Linked DNA regions of Mus musculus: region 1 is linked to region 2. A link is a loop called in an ENCODE intact Hi-C map of the cell type or tissue named here. Cell type or tissue: left cerebral cortex. All regions are shown on one strand.

Region 1 (8,000 bases), 180 kb before region 2:
ACAAAGCTATACAACCATAACATATGCATAGAGGACCTAGGTCAGACGCATACAGGCTCCCTTTTTATTCATTGGTTTAGTCTCAGTGAGCCCCTGTGAGTCCTGGTTAGTTGATATTGTGAGATGTTTTCCTGTTGAGTCCTTGACTCATCTTTTCTCTCCCTGTTCAACAGGAGTCCACAAGCTCTGGCTAACATTTGGCTGTGGGTCTCTTCATCACTTTTAATCAGTTGCTGCATGAGGCCTCTCTGAGGATGATTATGCTAGGCTCTGGTCTCTAAGTATAGTAGAATATCATTAGGAGTCATTTTATTGACTATTAAGTTTTATTTATTTGTTTTTATTTCATTTTATTTATTTATTTTTCTAGTTGTGTTTTGTTCTATTCTAGGTTTCTAAACTAGTCAGCATCCAGTCTCTGGCTATCCAGACTGTATCAGATGTGGGATCCCCTTTCATGGCATGGGTTTCAAGTTGGATCAGTCTTTGTTTGGTCACTCCCCCAAGTAGCGCTCTTATATACAAACAACAAAAGTGCTGAGAAAGAAATCATGGGAATGGGCTGTGGAGATAGTTCAGAGGTTAACTGCTTTTTCAGAGGTCCTGAGTTCAATTCCCAGCCACCACATGGTGGCTCACAACCATCTGTAATGGGATCCAATGCCCTCTTCTTCTGGTGTGTCTGACATCTACAGGGTACTTACATAAATAAAATAAATCTTTTTTTTTTTTTTTTTTTAAGAAAGAAATCCTGGGGAAAAGAGCCTTCATGAAAGCCACAAAATAATATAAAATATCTTGTGGTAACTCTAACAAAGCAAGTGTATGATAAAAAATCTTCAAGTCTTTGAATAAAGAAATGGGAGAAGATATCAGAAGATGGAAAGGTCTGCCATGATTATGAATAGGTAGGATTAACAAAGTGAAAATTAGGATTTTACCCAAAACTAGCTACATATGTAGTGTAATCCCCATCAAAATTCTTTACAGGCCTTGAAAGAAGAGTATTAACTTCATATGAAAAACAAAAACAAACAAACAAACAAACAAACAAACAAACAAAAAACCAAGCTAGGTAAAACAATCCTGAACAATGAAAGAACTTTTGGAGGTATCACCATCCCTGATTCCAAGCTGTACTATAGAGATGTAGTAATAAAAACCCAATTGCAGTTTTAATTTGTATTTCCCTGGGATTAGTAAAGCTGATCAATTTTCCTTTTTCTTTTGGTTATTTGTAAGTTGATTATTTACAAGACATTCCTACTAGAGTGTTGTGCCCATTGTTAACCAGTCTGCCAAATATGTTACTATAGTGTTGGGTCCGTTTTTTTTTACATATTTGTGCTATTAACCTCATTATATGTAGGACTGACCTATTTTTCTGCTAGCCCAGGGGGATGACTCTTGACTCTGCCCATTGCATCATTTTCTGTGCTGAGAATTTTCAGTACTATGACATGCTGTTTAGTCTATTATTATTTTGTTGTCTATACTTTTGCAGTCAGATCCAGATGCGGTGGCATTGATCAGTGTCATAGATATTTCCAGGTGCTTCCTTGCTTCAGTTTCACACACTGAGGCCATTTGTGTTTATTTTCATCCATTTCCTTAGGGTTTCTACTACTGGCTGACCTGGATCATTTGGCTCTCTCCTTTTTTTGGGATCTTGATCTTTACAGTTATTTGTTGTTCATGAATTTGAAGAAGGGACTTATTCAAGTTCTCCAAGTTGTCTTTGTCTAGACAACTTTTCATTCCAATATCTACTGAGGAGGAGATTTGGGGAAGGCTCTTGTGTATGCTGCACAAGTTGACTCGGTGTTGGAGATTTGGAGGTAGATAGTCTGGTTTCCTCTTAAGTAGATGATTGGGCTTGGGATGAGAGTCTGAAGAGTGGACCTATCTAATGAGAAGGGTCTAACGATTGGAAGGTAGTAGCAATAGGTCATAGGTCTAGAAGTTATTTCTAGAAGGATATTTACACAATCAGAGATGGCCTGCAGCCTGGATGCACAGGGCTGAACTGGCACCGAGATGATCATTGAGCCTGAGAATGAAGGGATTGGCCAGGCAGTGAGGAGGCATGATACAGGTTGCTTGCCTGACTCTGGTCTCCATAGCATGAAGGACAGCTGGTCCATACTGATTATTCTAAGGCATTTGCATCGAAACTTGATCTGTCATGCTGGTCAAATGTTATAGCAGGCCTGGGGCTTGAGCCAACTGGAGTTTGGGATTATGGGCACTGACTTCGAACCAGCTACTGGGGCATTTTCCCATCTACTAAAACGTAATGAACTATAAAAAGATATACAGGAAACTTAAATATGTGTCATTAAGTGAAGTATATCCATCTAAAAAAACCCTACATGCTACATGATTCAATCTCTTAGCATTTTGGAAACGAAATGGAAAGATTCAAGCTGTCAAAAGATTGGTGGTTTCCAGAGAGTAGGGCAGTGTGGAATAAGTAGAACATTGGAGAACTGGAAGACAGCAGGATTCTTCTACATGGTAAATACTTATAATTGTATACTTGTGGAAGTGCACAGAACACTAGCAGTGGTCCCTAATGGAACTCTGACCTTTGCATAGTAATGATGTGTCAGCATGTAGCTTTATTGCTTGTAACAATGTGCCTGCTAGTGTTACACAGCTGTAGAGAATTAGTCTATACAAGGTATGGGAGGAAACTCCATACTTCCTCTTAGTGTAAGAACCTAATTATTTTTGCCATTCATGATTCTTACTTCAATAAAAATAAGTTATTTGTAACAGTTTCTAATTGCAAATTTGTCTGATAAAGTTTATAAAAAATAAATTATTTGGGAAAATATCACTTTAAATTAAATTAACCTTAACACATAGCAGGTTGATTTCTTTTGTTATGACTATTCTGTGTTTAAACTGTCACTCAGCAGATTTGAAAGGCTGGGAACAGTAAGACATGAAGAAAGAAAGTTCAGCTTCTCTGAGTAATAAAAAAAAAGCATCCATATTTAAATCACTGCCATTATTAACATTTTGAAGGTTACTTAGCAAGTTTATAAAAAATGTCTTCTGCTTAAAATTTTAATTGTAAATTCTCAACTTGGTTTTCATTTATCTAAGAGCTTTTATGTGAGATGATAGACTATAAATGTTATGCTAAATCGACCCCTCCATGCACTAGATCTGGTAGCTCAGTGGGAGAACCTGTGCTTAGCATGCTGCAAGCATTGGATCCAATCTCCAATGTTCTAAGTAAAACACTGAATGAAGACTTTACGTATTCACATACTGCTTTATGCTCTAGTTTTTCCAGACAGTCCTATATAAGATATGTTTTTTATTAAAGAAAAGGAATTAAATAAAGTTATGAACAAATGATTTCCAGGAACCAATATTTCTATTTCTAGACACCTACAGGATTAAATAATGGAAAGCTTCGCAATAAAATTACAATACAAATTCTGTCTTAAAATTTCCATGTGAATGTTAACCTTTAGAGTTTATTATATACATACTGCACAGATTATATTTAGAGATATGTAGGAGGTACTTGGTATATGTGGGAGGGTTTAGAGAAAGTAAAGGAGAAAATGAAATTATATTAGAATCTCAAAAACCAAAAAGAGGTTATTCTAACAGCATTTCCCAGAGACAGTAGAGCTGATGTACATATGACCACACAGAGGCTGTTACAGCAGGCACAAGACCTGCACAAGCTCAAATCAGATAAAATCCCAGTATGGAAGATAGATAGAAACAAATTCCCGTTCATATCTAGCAAGCTATTTGCAATTGATACCTGCTGGGAAATAGAAAATCAATTTTCTCCATTGAAGCATCACTTGTCACGCCAATCACACTCTACAGCAGGTCTCAAACCCAGGAACAGTTGGCCCACACATAACAGACTCCATTTTGAGATGCTCTATCTGTTTTGTTTTGCTTGTTTGCTTTGAATATGTGCCTTTTGTTTTTGTTTTTTAGGTTGTCTGAGAGTAGGGGTTGGAGGAGTAAGAGACAGAACATGAAACTGGGTGGGTAGAGAGATGGGAACATCCAGGGCGTGTTAGGACAGAGGAAAGACTGATCACAATATACCGTATGTAAGAAGAGTATATTCAGTTTGTGGCAGATAGCTTTAAAGTATTTATAGCCACATGCTACTTAACTCATGATAATATATGCAATATATGTCTAAATAGCTATTGTTCAGTGGTCAGCCCTGAAAACACACATACCAGGAACATTATACAGACTGAGCAGTTCATATTTAGAAATATGTATGTTTACACATACATGCGCATAATAGCAACTAATGAGAAAAGAGACCATAAACTTGAAAGAGAAAATGCAGGGGTTTATAAGTGGGTATGGAGGGAGAAAAGGGAAGGGAGAAATTATATATTATAATGTCAAAAATAAAAGAAAAAATTGAAAATATTTAACAAAGAAAATCTTATGCAGGTGCTTCATTAATGTTTGTTTTCTTCTATTATCCAGGTTTTATGAGAAAATAACTCATAATCATGTATTTAAAAGACAGAAAAATGCATTCCAAGAAAAAAGATAACTTTTAGAAAGGAATACTTGAAAACTCACTGCTTGAGCAAACACGTGCTACTTTCATATGTCTACACTGAAAAGGGATACTCCCCATTATCTATCATCTGCTGAGAAGTTACCTGCACTGCTGATCATGGAGACAGATGTGTTTTACAATAATTTTCTATACCAAAATCTCCTTCTTGCTTTACTGTGCTGGCAGACACAAGCCAATGGCTGGAAAGGTAAAAGTGTTTACTCCGTTAGGAGAGAGGGGAAAGTTAGATATCAGTCTGAAGGTACTTGAAAGCCCAAGAGACAGCGTTTTGAAGGCTGAGTCCAAGTATGAAAAAAAGTCCCTGTGTAGAGGAGTCTAAAAGAAAGTGGAAATGCCAGAACTTGGCAGAAAGGTAAGAAAGCAAAACATAAAGTCTCAGATACTGCAGAGGAGTTGGCCCCAATTTCCTCTCAAATTGCTGAATTGTATCGTGTCTGTAGCTCTGGGTGACGCACTTACTGAGTGTTAAGGGAAGAGCTAATGAAGTTACGGGAACACTGGCAATTATTTTTGAAAAGTCTTCTAGGATTGGGAAGGCAATAAGTTGTAGAGGTGCAATTTTATTTTAAGGCTCCATATTTTTTTCTGATATTCAGAAAGCACTGGAGCATACCCCATGTACTCACTGACCAGGTAATCCAACTACAAACAAAATGTCTCCCTTCATATTGGCCTGAAGGTAAAAAAAATAATTCTGACAGTCAGCAATCAAAATCAGTAGAGAACTAGGGACTGGGGCATTTGTGTGCAAGCTAAGAATCAAGTAGTACTAGGACAGGCGAAAGGGAATGTGGGCTATTGTGAAGAGGGTATTGAACTCTTAGAATAAAGATAATCAACTGCTTTGAAATGATTGAGGGGTTTCCTATTCACATTTGCCTAGAGAGGAATATTGCTTCATGACTAAAAGACTGGTAAGATATTCAAGACAAATCAAACATAATAAGCTAGGCAGATGGCTCAGTCAGTAAACTGCTAACCATGTAAGCAGAGAAACCAGCACTTTTAGAACAACTAAAAAGGTAGCTATGGTGGCATAGTGTTAGACTGATAAAGTGACAGGAACAAGCTGGGAGCCACTAGTCTAGCAGAATCAGCTCTATATGTGCGTGCACGCGCACACACACACACACACACACACACACACACATACACACACACACATACACACACACACACACACACACATACACACACACACACACACACACACACACACACACACACACACACACCACATGATAAATGGAAGAAAAGGAACACATGATGAATAAGATGCTGTCACTTCATGTATGGAGAAAACCTCGGAGCGCCTGCAAAGATTTCAGCACGAGGTCTGTTTGGTTGTGCTATGTCCTATCTTCTTCAATGATCCAAGGATGAGTAGAAAATAACATCTGCAGATGCCACATGAAAGGGGCGCTGAAAACATCAATCAGGAGCTGGAAAAAATAATCATTACTGTCAGGGAACCAGGAATTAAAAGATGTGCAGGACATTACAAATGAGGTCTGAGTAGGAGACTATAAGCTGATAACACTAAAAGAGAATGCACTGAAGCACAGGAGGAAGCTACGGTTAGAAATGTAGAGAAGCGTTCGGAGGGTTAGTGTAAAGTGTCTGTGCCTCCAAGGATGCTCCACAGGAGCTGTCACTACATCTGTCACAAGTTCACATCTGGGGAGGTCATAGGCCTTAGCAGGGCACTCTTGGTAATATTTTAAAGTGCAATAGTCATGCTGTAAGCCTGCCCTCTTACCTCCTATGCTTATACTCATGAACTCGTGCTCTTCATAACCTTGGTCACAGGAGCTTCCTTTCCAGTGGATAGGGGTTGAATCTTAGCGCTAGTTGAGGAGCTATCCGAGGTTGGTGATTGTTAAGGGACAGGGAGTCACTTTTCTTTGGGGATGTGGTTGCTTGTCGGTTGTCCATGCCACAGTTAAAGACTCCACACAATCATATATGATCAGTGCTAATTTAGGGGGATATTAATAATATGGCTTGGTGGATCTCAAGGGCAGTTAGAGGGAGGGAGTAAAGAGTAATGAGACCATAATTCACTATTTTCACATATGAAAACTTAAAAAACATAAATATTAATGTAAAACAAGATTTAAAATATAAATTCCAGTTAGCTCAATGAGAAAAACACAAAGCAAGCAAGCAAACAAACAAAACAACAACAAAACCAACCAAAACCCAAAACAAAACAAAACAAAGAAATAACTTACTGTATCTCTAGTCCTAGGGTATCATACGCCTTCTTTTGGCCTCTGCTGACACTATATATATATAGTGTAATACATACACTCAAGCAAACACTTATACACAATAAAAATAAGTCTATCTTTATAAAAAGTTCAAGAAATAGAAAGATTAAGAGAAAACATCTTTGTGTACAGCCAAGCATACTGAAATTTAGTAATATTTAATTCTTCCCTACACTGGATGGATGGATTAATGTGTAAATAGCTGCCTCTGCAAGCAATAGAACCTGAGTTTGAATCAACAGTACTGAGGTGAAAGTCGGGGATGCCTACATGTGCCTATCACCATAGCACGGTGGGAATGAGATAGAAGGAGCTCACTGGCAAGCAAGTCTAGTAAAAATAGTGAACCAGGATTTCAGTGAGACCCTATCTCTAGAGAAATAGGCGTACAGTGTTAGATGGGGACACTCGGTGTTCTCTTTTGGCCTCCACATATCTGCCTCCCACCCACATATGCACACCCATACACACCATATACACACAAACAAAAACCAAACCAAACCTAAGAATTACTTATTCCAGAAAATATTTAAGGGTGAGCTTGGTACAGCAAAGATAAAAACTGTGTACAAAATTTGTTTCCGAAAATGATAACAACAAGTTCTTCTATGCTATTAAGATCAACACACAATGACTAAGTAGTGGATTCAGTAATTAAGATCACTTGCTGATCTTTCAGTGGAATCAGGTCTAATCCCCAGCCATATTGAGAACAACTGAATGTAACTCTAGTTTCAGGGTATCTGATGTTATCTTTTGGCCTCTGCTGGTGCCAGACATATATGTAGTACAATACATACATTCAGGCAAATTCTTGTACACAATAAAAATAAGCAAATCTTTATAAAATGATCAATTGATAATTATCAAATAACTAGAATAATCAGTCTAATAATTGATTAACTGAGGATGTCATTATGTGAAAAAGAATATTCTAGTTGTGTAGCCCAACCAAACATTATGACACATTTCCTAACCTCTTGAGGTTAAATATCTAATCTAGTCTTAGAAAAGAGAGCAGAGGTAGGAACAAATAGAAATTAATGCATCTTGTCTTAAAATGACTAGCGACTGAATCCACAGTTTATATAGATGGATATGAAAGATCAGTAACTCTATGGACTCATAAGTAA
Region 2 (8,000 bases):
AGTAAATTCCCATTTAAGTCTATGACCTAATTTTTAATAAGATCCTTGCACTTTGGAAATCTTTACATATGAGAAACGATCCTTCCTCAAAATAAAAGCAAGATGATTGAAGTTTTTTTCTGGCTTGGAGAGAGGGCAAAAGTTTAGTCTGAAGGCAGAGATTTTAAAGATTAAAGTCAGGTTTGGCTGGAAGCCTGTGTTTATTTTAATGAAAGAATGGACAGGGGCCAGACTCATTACTATTGGAATACCTAGCAGCCCCTAAGCAATAACGAAAGACAGATGATAACGTGTGTACTAGTTTGCTAAGGCCATGATAGAAGGGTACCAAGTTCATTCATTCATTCTGCCATCATCTCTTCTTTCAAGTCACAGTCCCTACAGTGTGAAAGAGCTTGAGAAATTAAAATTGCTTCAGGAGCAGATGCTTCCTTCAAAATGTTCTTGTTCTTCACAGTAAGTCCTTCCTTCCTTCCTTCCTTCCTTCCTTCCTTCCTTCCTTCCTTCCTTCCTTCCTTCCTTCCTCCCTCTCTCCCTCCCTCCCTCCCTCCCTCCCTCCCTCCCTCCCTCCCTTCCTTTCTTCCTTCCTTTCTTCTCTTTTTCAAAGAGCAGAATTCAGCCTTGGGAGTACCCACAAGGTTTCTTTAGAGAATCTGAGCTAACTTTAAATGCATATTAAAATTACAAAGCCCAAGCAGGGAGAATTCATTTTCTAAGCAAAGCAAAACACATGAACAAAATACGGTGTGGAGTTGGAATAAGTGGCACAGGAAATGCAGTTCTAACCCAACAATGAATATATTTAAACGTGAACTAAAGTCTTAGAGAATAGCTCAGTAGGTAAGAAGTTCTTACTGGGCAAGCATGGCAGTGTACTCCATCTCCGGAAACCAGACACCACATCAATGTTGTGGGTAGTGTTGTGAATCTGTAATCTCACACAGAGAAGGAATGTGGAGACAGAATAACCAGGCTGCAGATCCCAATACATCTAGTTCAAAGTACCCAGGGTAGCGACAGCTATAATAAGAGAGACTGCCTCAAAAACAAATTGTGAATTTGGAACAGGAAACAGACTCCCCAAAATTTTCCTAGAGCCTCTACATAAACAATGTGATGCACACACATACACACACACACACATACACGGAATAAAGAAATACAAACATTATTTATAAATTAATTAAAGCCAAGGAGGAACAAAACATAGCTATATTTGCTTCGTACAAAGTTCAGCTTGATTAGAATATTCTTAACGTGTCTGTGGATGGGCTGTTGTGGTGTCAAGGTGGTAGCTAGTGAAGCTAAGTTCTCTGTCTGGATTAAGACAGCAACTACAGAAAACAAGAGGAGAAATGCATAGATGTGATATTCGCAAGTGTAGTTCGTCAGATCCATTTCTACTTGGGAGGAAATAAAGACAGAACTAGCACCTTTGCATAGTTCCTATTAAATGTTTGGGCATTGTAATAGTTTGTATATGCTTAGGCCAGGGAGTGGCACTGTTAGGAGGTGTGGCCTTGTTGGAGGAGGTGTGGCCTTGTTGGAGGAGGTGTGGCCGTCACTGTGGATGTGAGCTTTAATACCCTATTCCTACCTGTCTTGAAGCCAGTATTCTAGTAGCTTTAAGATGAAGATGTAGAAGTATCCACACCTTGGTCTTCCCTCTTCTTGATTTTCTTGTGTTTTGCAAATTGTATCTTGGGTGTTCTAAGTTTCTGGGCTAATATCCACTTATCAGTGAGTACGTATCAAGTGACTTCTTTTGTGATTGTGTTACCTCACACAGGATGATATCCTCCAGATACATCCATTTGCCCAAGAATTTCATAAATTCATTGTTTTTAACAGCTGAGTAGTACTCCATTGTGTAAATGTACCACATTTTCTGTATCCATTCCTCTGTTGAGGGACATCTGGGTTCTATCCAGCTTCTGGCTATTATAAATAAGGCTGCTATGAATATAGTGGAGCATGTGTCCTTAGTAACTGTTGGAACATCTTCTGGGTATTGCTGGATCTTCCGGTAAGAAGGAAGACCAATGTGTGGATACTTCATTCCTCCTTAGAATAAGGAACAAAATACCCATGGAAGGAGTTACAGAGACAAAGTTTGGAGCTATGACAAAAGGATGGACCATCCAGAGACTACCCCACCCACGAGTCCATCCCATAATCATCCACTAAATGCAGACACTATTACATATGCCATCAAGATTTTGCTGAAAGGACACTGATATAGCTGTCTCTTGTGAGGCTATGCCAGTGTCTGGCAAACACAGAAGTGGATGCTCACAGTCAGCAATTGGGTGGAACACAGGGCCCCCAATGGAGGAGCTAGAGAAAGTACCCAAGGAGCTGAAGGGGTCTGCAACCCTATAGGTGGAACAACAATATGAACTAACCGGTACCCCCAGAGCTTTTGTCTTTAGCTACATATGTAGCAGAAGATGGCCTAGTCGGCCATCATTGGGAAGAGAGGCCCCTTGGCCTTGCAAACTTTATATGCCCCAGTACAGGGGAACTCCAGGGCCAAGAAGTGGGAGTGGGTAGGGGAGCAGGGCGGGAGGAGGGTATAAGGAACTTTCAGGATAGCATTTGAAATGTAAATAAAGAAAATATCTAATAAAAAAAATGTAGATGTAGAACTCTCACCTTCTCCTGTCCCATACCTGCCTGGATGCTGCCATGTTCCTGCCTTGATGATAATAGACTGAATCTCTGAACCTGTAAGCCGGCCCAATTAAATGTTGTCGTTTTAAGAGTTGCCTTGGTCATAGTGTCTGTTCAGTAAAACCCTAAGTAATTCAGACATAAATTGCTGAAAGAAGAATGGTAAGAAGTCTAGGAGGCTTCAGAGATCATGGCCAGAGGCGAAAGCATTTTGTCCAGTTCTAAATGGTGTCAGTACACATCAGTAGAATAAATGTGCTTAAATAACAGACTGAATGAAGTACCTATAGTGGGCTCAATATAAAAAAAGGACCACCCCCTAAAAATGGGGAAGCAGAATCTTGTTTGCCAAGCTTGGATAATGTCACTAAAGGAAGACAGGTGTGCATGAGTTAGAAGTGAGACTCAAGGAAGAGAATAGATTTGTGGGCCAAGGACAGCATTAGAGTTTTAGGTTTCTTTCCATTCCCACCATTCCCTTTAATCATATTAACACATGTCTCATATGACACATGGTGACAGTGAAGTTATAAGAGACTGAGTCTGTGTTAGCTCAGGTACTATTACCAACCTGAGCAGCATAATCAGGATTTGGAGCCATTGTTGCTGGATTTCAAAATTCTTAACATTTTAGGAAAATGGTTAAATAAATTATGCATATTTTCTACTTAGAGAATTAGTAAAAATTCCCTATGACCTTAGGATAGGGTATATTATCAGCATTAAATATGAACATTTTGAATTATAAAAATGTATTACAATATGATGTAAATTATGCAAATTATTATCATTATGGACACCTTTTCAGTGTGATTACCATTGTGGAAAAGTAAGATTTTTCCTAACTTTCAGGTTGGTTTCAGATTGCAATGACAAGTTCAAGCTGCATTGATTGGTAAATAGAAATACTGAGGTTAGTAACATATGTTGTCAAAAAATGATGACATTTTTATTTTCACCAGAAATTTTGTGCGAAATCTGTGGTATTAATGTGCTACGTAATAGCCTGTTAGTGTTTTCATGTTTAAAGTACCTGATATCAATGTCTTCTGAGCATTCATTTGGTGGTGAACTTTGAAATAAAAATAAAATCTGAAAATAGGATCGAACACATAAAACAGAACAATGCTACTATAGCAATGGCCTCAGTATAACAGTACAGTCTGCCAAACTTATGAGACACTCTGAAATACAGAGACAACTTTGGGGAAATTGGCATTATTTGAATGAGTAAAGCTTCTGTTTACAAAAATCTTCCTATGCCGAGGCAAAGATAATGAAAATTATATAGGGCCAAAGCTCATGAATTATAGCATCATAGAACTGTGGTCGTCAAAGTTCCAGGTGCTCCCACACTCTTAAATACTGAGGCAGGTTGTAAACTTGGTCATGAGGATTATGGAGACGACACGGTGGATAGAGGTTTCGCCATGCAGGAAGACTGAGCTTCGGAACTCTAGAACCCACTTAACAGCTATGTAGTTGTGGTGGCTACCTATAATTTCACTGAAGAAGCAAAGACAGAAGATGTCTGGTTACCTAGGCAACCGGGTTCCGGATGAGATTGTGCCTGAGTATAAAGTGGAGCACGATCCAAGAAGATGCCTAGTATTAACGTCAGCCTCCACAGGTATGTGCACACGTGAGCAAATATGAGTACACACACACACACACACACATGCACATACACACATGCACACACACACATGCATATACAGAACACATGAAAAACTACATGAATGAAAAGGTCTTGTGTTAACTGTTTTTACATGACCATAGTTTTTCCAGTCCCTGTTGTCTTATAATAAAATCCCCAGACAGGAGGAAGGATGTTATAAATATTGTGGATACTTCTAACTAAGCAGTGAAAAGAAGGCAGCACTGTTAGAGGTAGAATGCTGAATACTGGCCACGCCTCCGAGACTTCATCTGCATACAGAACCCCCATCATCAGTGTTCTGAACAATCATGGATGCGCTAAGAAATTCCCACGACCTAGCCCTGTTTTCCAGAGCCCTTTGCAGTATCCTAACTTTAGCATTGGAAGCAGCTTTTCTTCTGTCTCTTCTTGCTATTGGAGGGATAGACAGGCGTGTTGGTATAGATGTCATCCCTTGCATTCTGGGGAAATAGAACAGCTAATTAATAATCCAAATTAGCATAATCCCCGGTTTCTGCTCCTAACAGTCAGCAGGGATAGGTTTTGAATTTAGAGAAGAATTCAAAGAATTTTGACACTGTACAGCAGTGACCCTACAGTCATTAATCAAGATGCTCAGGTTTTACTGACATGGGTACATGACAAAGTTATACATGGCTTACCACTGGCTGCCTAGCAATTGCAATTTTATCTGAAACTGAAAAAAATGCCTTTAATTAACCATGTTGTAGCACTGTCTGCATCTTAGCACTTGGAGTGTGTGCTGACAAGGAACTGGGCAGCTTACCAGTATAGAAAAAGTCCATAATGTAACAGATAAAAGGGTTAGGAAATAACATAATAAACTTCTGAGCCAACAAGCAGGAGGACTGAGTTATGTGAGAACTCACATGTGTAATGCAGTGCATTTGAAATCTAGTACTGGGGAGGCAGAGACACATAGATCCCTGGTACTTGGTATTCAACTCATCTAACCTACTCAGAAAGTTCCAGGCCACTGAGACCATGTTTCAAAAAAGATAATCTCAAGAATACAGAATACACCCAAATCAATCTTTGAGCCTTCATATGTGTGTACCCATCCTATGTGAACATACACATACATGCTCATAGGTACACACAGACACAAAAAGTGACAAAAAAAGACCATTGCTGTGCACTTTATATCTACTGTGAACAGACACCATGACTACCTGTGTGCTGCCATGCTTTCTGCCGTGGTGATAATGGAATGACTCTCTGACACTGTTAAGCCAGCCACAATTAAATGTTTGCCTTTGTAAGAGCTGCCTGGGTCATGGTGTCTGTTCACAGTAATGAAATCCTAACTAAGACACCACCATATCAGACTTTCTATGTGTGTTACTGGGGCCTAAATCTAGAGCTTTCAGTATATGTTGAATGAGCTTCCTCCTCAGTCCTTGGTGTTTGAGGAAACAGGGTCTTATTCTGTAGCCCAGACAAGCACCCAACTTGTCATCTTCCTGTCTTCCTCCTGAGTGTAGGATTATAGCTATGTACCTCTATGCTTGCAACAACTTCTACATCTGATTATATATATAATTTTAAAATATGTTATATATATTTATATTATATATTTAAAATTTAAAATATATAGAAAATTCAGATGTGTGTATGTGTGTTTATGTGTATGAATCTATGTGAATTTATGCTTTATGTATGCAGTTTGCAGAGGCCAGAAGAGGACATTGGATGCCTGAATTTGTGTTTGTAAGCCACTAACATAGTTGCTAGAAAGTGAACATGGAACCTCTCGAAGGGCAAGAAGTCCTCTTAGCAATTTAACCATATCTCCAGACCCTATTTCCTCCTTTTAACTGTCTTAAGCCTATAGTCACCATTGTGAGGTGCGCAAATTCCATAAATCATTCCTCGTGATGATATTTGGCATTTCATTTTACAAAGAATCAACTGAAAATGCCTGTTTCCCATTAGAACAAGTTCAGAAATAAACACAATGGAAGTTAATTTTATTGGGAGTTTGCTTGATATTTTTCATAAATAAATATCTCTGGGAGCTTGTTCTATTATACAGGTGCTGAAGTCACAGAGAAGCTAAAATATTTACACCCGAAATAATGTAATCAATTTCAAACATTATATATCCAAAATTCCATTATTCCAGACATTATTACGTAGAATGGTTGATTGCAATGTCAAATGCTGCATTTTTTACAAAAAATTATGAAGTATGAGTTTTTTGTTCCATTGTTTTCCATTTTCTCCCCAATATCTTCATCATTTTGAAAGGATCACGCTTTGAACAAGCAGCAGATGTTAATACAGAAATATAGAACATCTCAATTTTCTCACTGCTAACTCAGCTTTACTGAGCCAATTTCCCAGTTCTCACATTTCTGAGTCCTCGGAGAAAATGCTAATTTAGATTGTTAAAATTGACACGGGTGAGGGTATAAAGGGTAATTAGCATAAAATCCTACACAAAGTGTTCTTAGCACCATTAATCAACACCCACCTAGGCGTATATTTTTTTTTTCAGTCAGAGCTGATGTTTAATGGAGCTGAAAAATATCTAAAATATCCTCTTCTACATAAGTAATTTAAAAAATGCTGAATTTGTCCTCAAATCAAATTTGAGGGATTTTTTTTTTTTTTTAAGAAATGAAAAATCTACAGTGTACCTCAATGACAACTTTCTTTTTTACACTTAAGACTTTAGACATGGAAAAGTATTCTCTTTAGGAAAAACACCTCAGATCCTTATACTCTGACATCTCTTGCAAGGCTTCCTGCATTTGCGTGGAACTTAAAAGAAAACTCGATGTGTTTGTCTTTTTGTCCCAATTGCTTGCCACACTCATTTGTCCCTGTCCCTAGCCCAGCTCACTGAGGGGTTTGTTCTTTAACTGTTCAAACTTAAGACCCAAATAAGCTCCCCAGGGCTGTGAGTACTCCTCCTCCAGATAGATGGGTCATCACTGCTTCACAGCTTGACGCTTGTTGTTTCACTTGAAGCCTCTCTGTCTTTCCTCAGGAAAGAACATGACCCAATCGTGAGGTAGCCTTCATTTCAAGGGAAGGGGAACTCAAGTCATTCATAGGATGTTTTTGTTTTTTGTTTTCTGATTTCTGTTTTTGGTTTTTTTAATGTTTTTTTGCTACTTCTTTCTTCATTTGCAAAAGAGACAAAAATAATAACAAACAGGTATAACAACAACAAAATGTCTATATCAAAGGGACACAAGTGATCTATACATTTCTAGGAGCCAGTCCACAAATGTCCCTAGGGACACTGGTGACACTCATCTTTCAAAATTCTATCTTGGCGATCCAATAGAGAGGACAAAGCTTCAGACACGCTATGTTACCCCTGGAGGCCATTTATTCTCAGTAAGAAAATGTTCTTTGTGTACAAAATAAGCAAGAGATAGGAAATAGACTGTAAGTCAACAAGTCTCTAGAGAGATACTGAATTTTTTAAAATTCCAGAACCACAAATTAAGAGAGAGCACTAATAAGGGCCAGTATAATAAGAACACAAAACATCTATTTTTAAGAAGAAGAAATGATGAAAGGAGGATACTTGGTTTGCCCCAGAGGGTGAAAATGTGAAGAGAATGTTATTTACACAGCAAAGAACATGCGTATTGTTTGGGAAGAAAAGGCATGGCAGATTATAAACACA

Evidence for each region. Hi-C counts contacts between places; a loop is a spot of excess contacts. Peaks named below come from ENCODE experiments on the same cell type or tissue, not always from the same donor. Only the 100,000 strongest peaks of a DNase experiment are listed, where the experiment ranks them.
Region 1: a loop joins it to region 2, with 3 times the contacts of the local background. A loop is called at or near these places in 3 of 42 quality-filtered maps.

What each region holds. Positions count from the first base shown.
Region 1 is chr2:7,842,087-7,850,086 of GRCm38, forward strand. No RefSeq gene overlaps it. Among named protein-coding and RNA genes, the nearest start is that of Gm30904, 500 kb to the right of the region's middle. In left cerebral cortex, no CTCF peak of the experiment used is centred here; DNase peaks (open chromatin) are centred at 3,189, 3,704, 4,984 and 5,577; H3K27ac peaks cover 3,065 bases.
Region 2 is chr2:8,022,652-8,030,651 of GRCm38, forward strand. No RefSeq gene overlaps it. Among named protein-coding and RNA genes, the nearest start is that of Gm30904, 320 kb to the right of the region's middle. In left cerebral cortex, no CTCF peak of the experiment used is centred here; DNase peaks (open chromatin) are centred at 875, 4,183, 4,718, 5,127 and 3 more places; H3K27ac peaks cover 6,609 bases.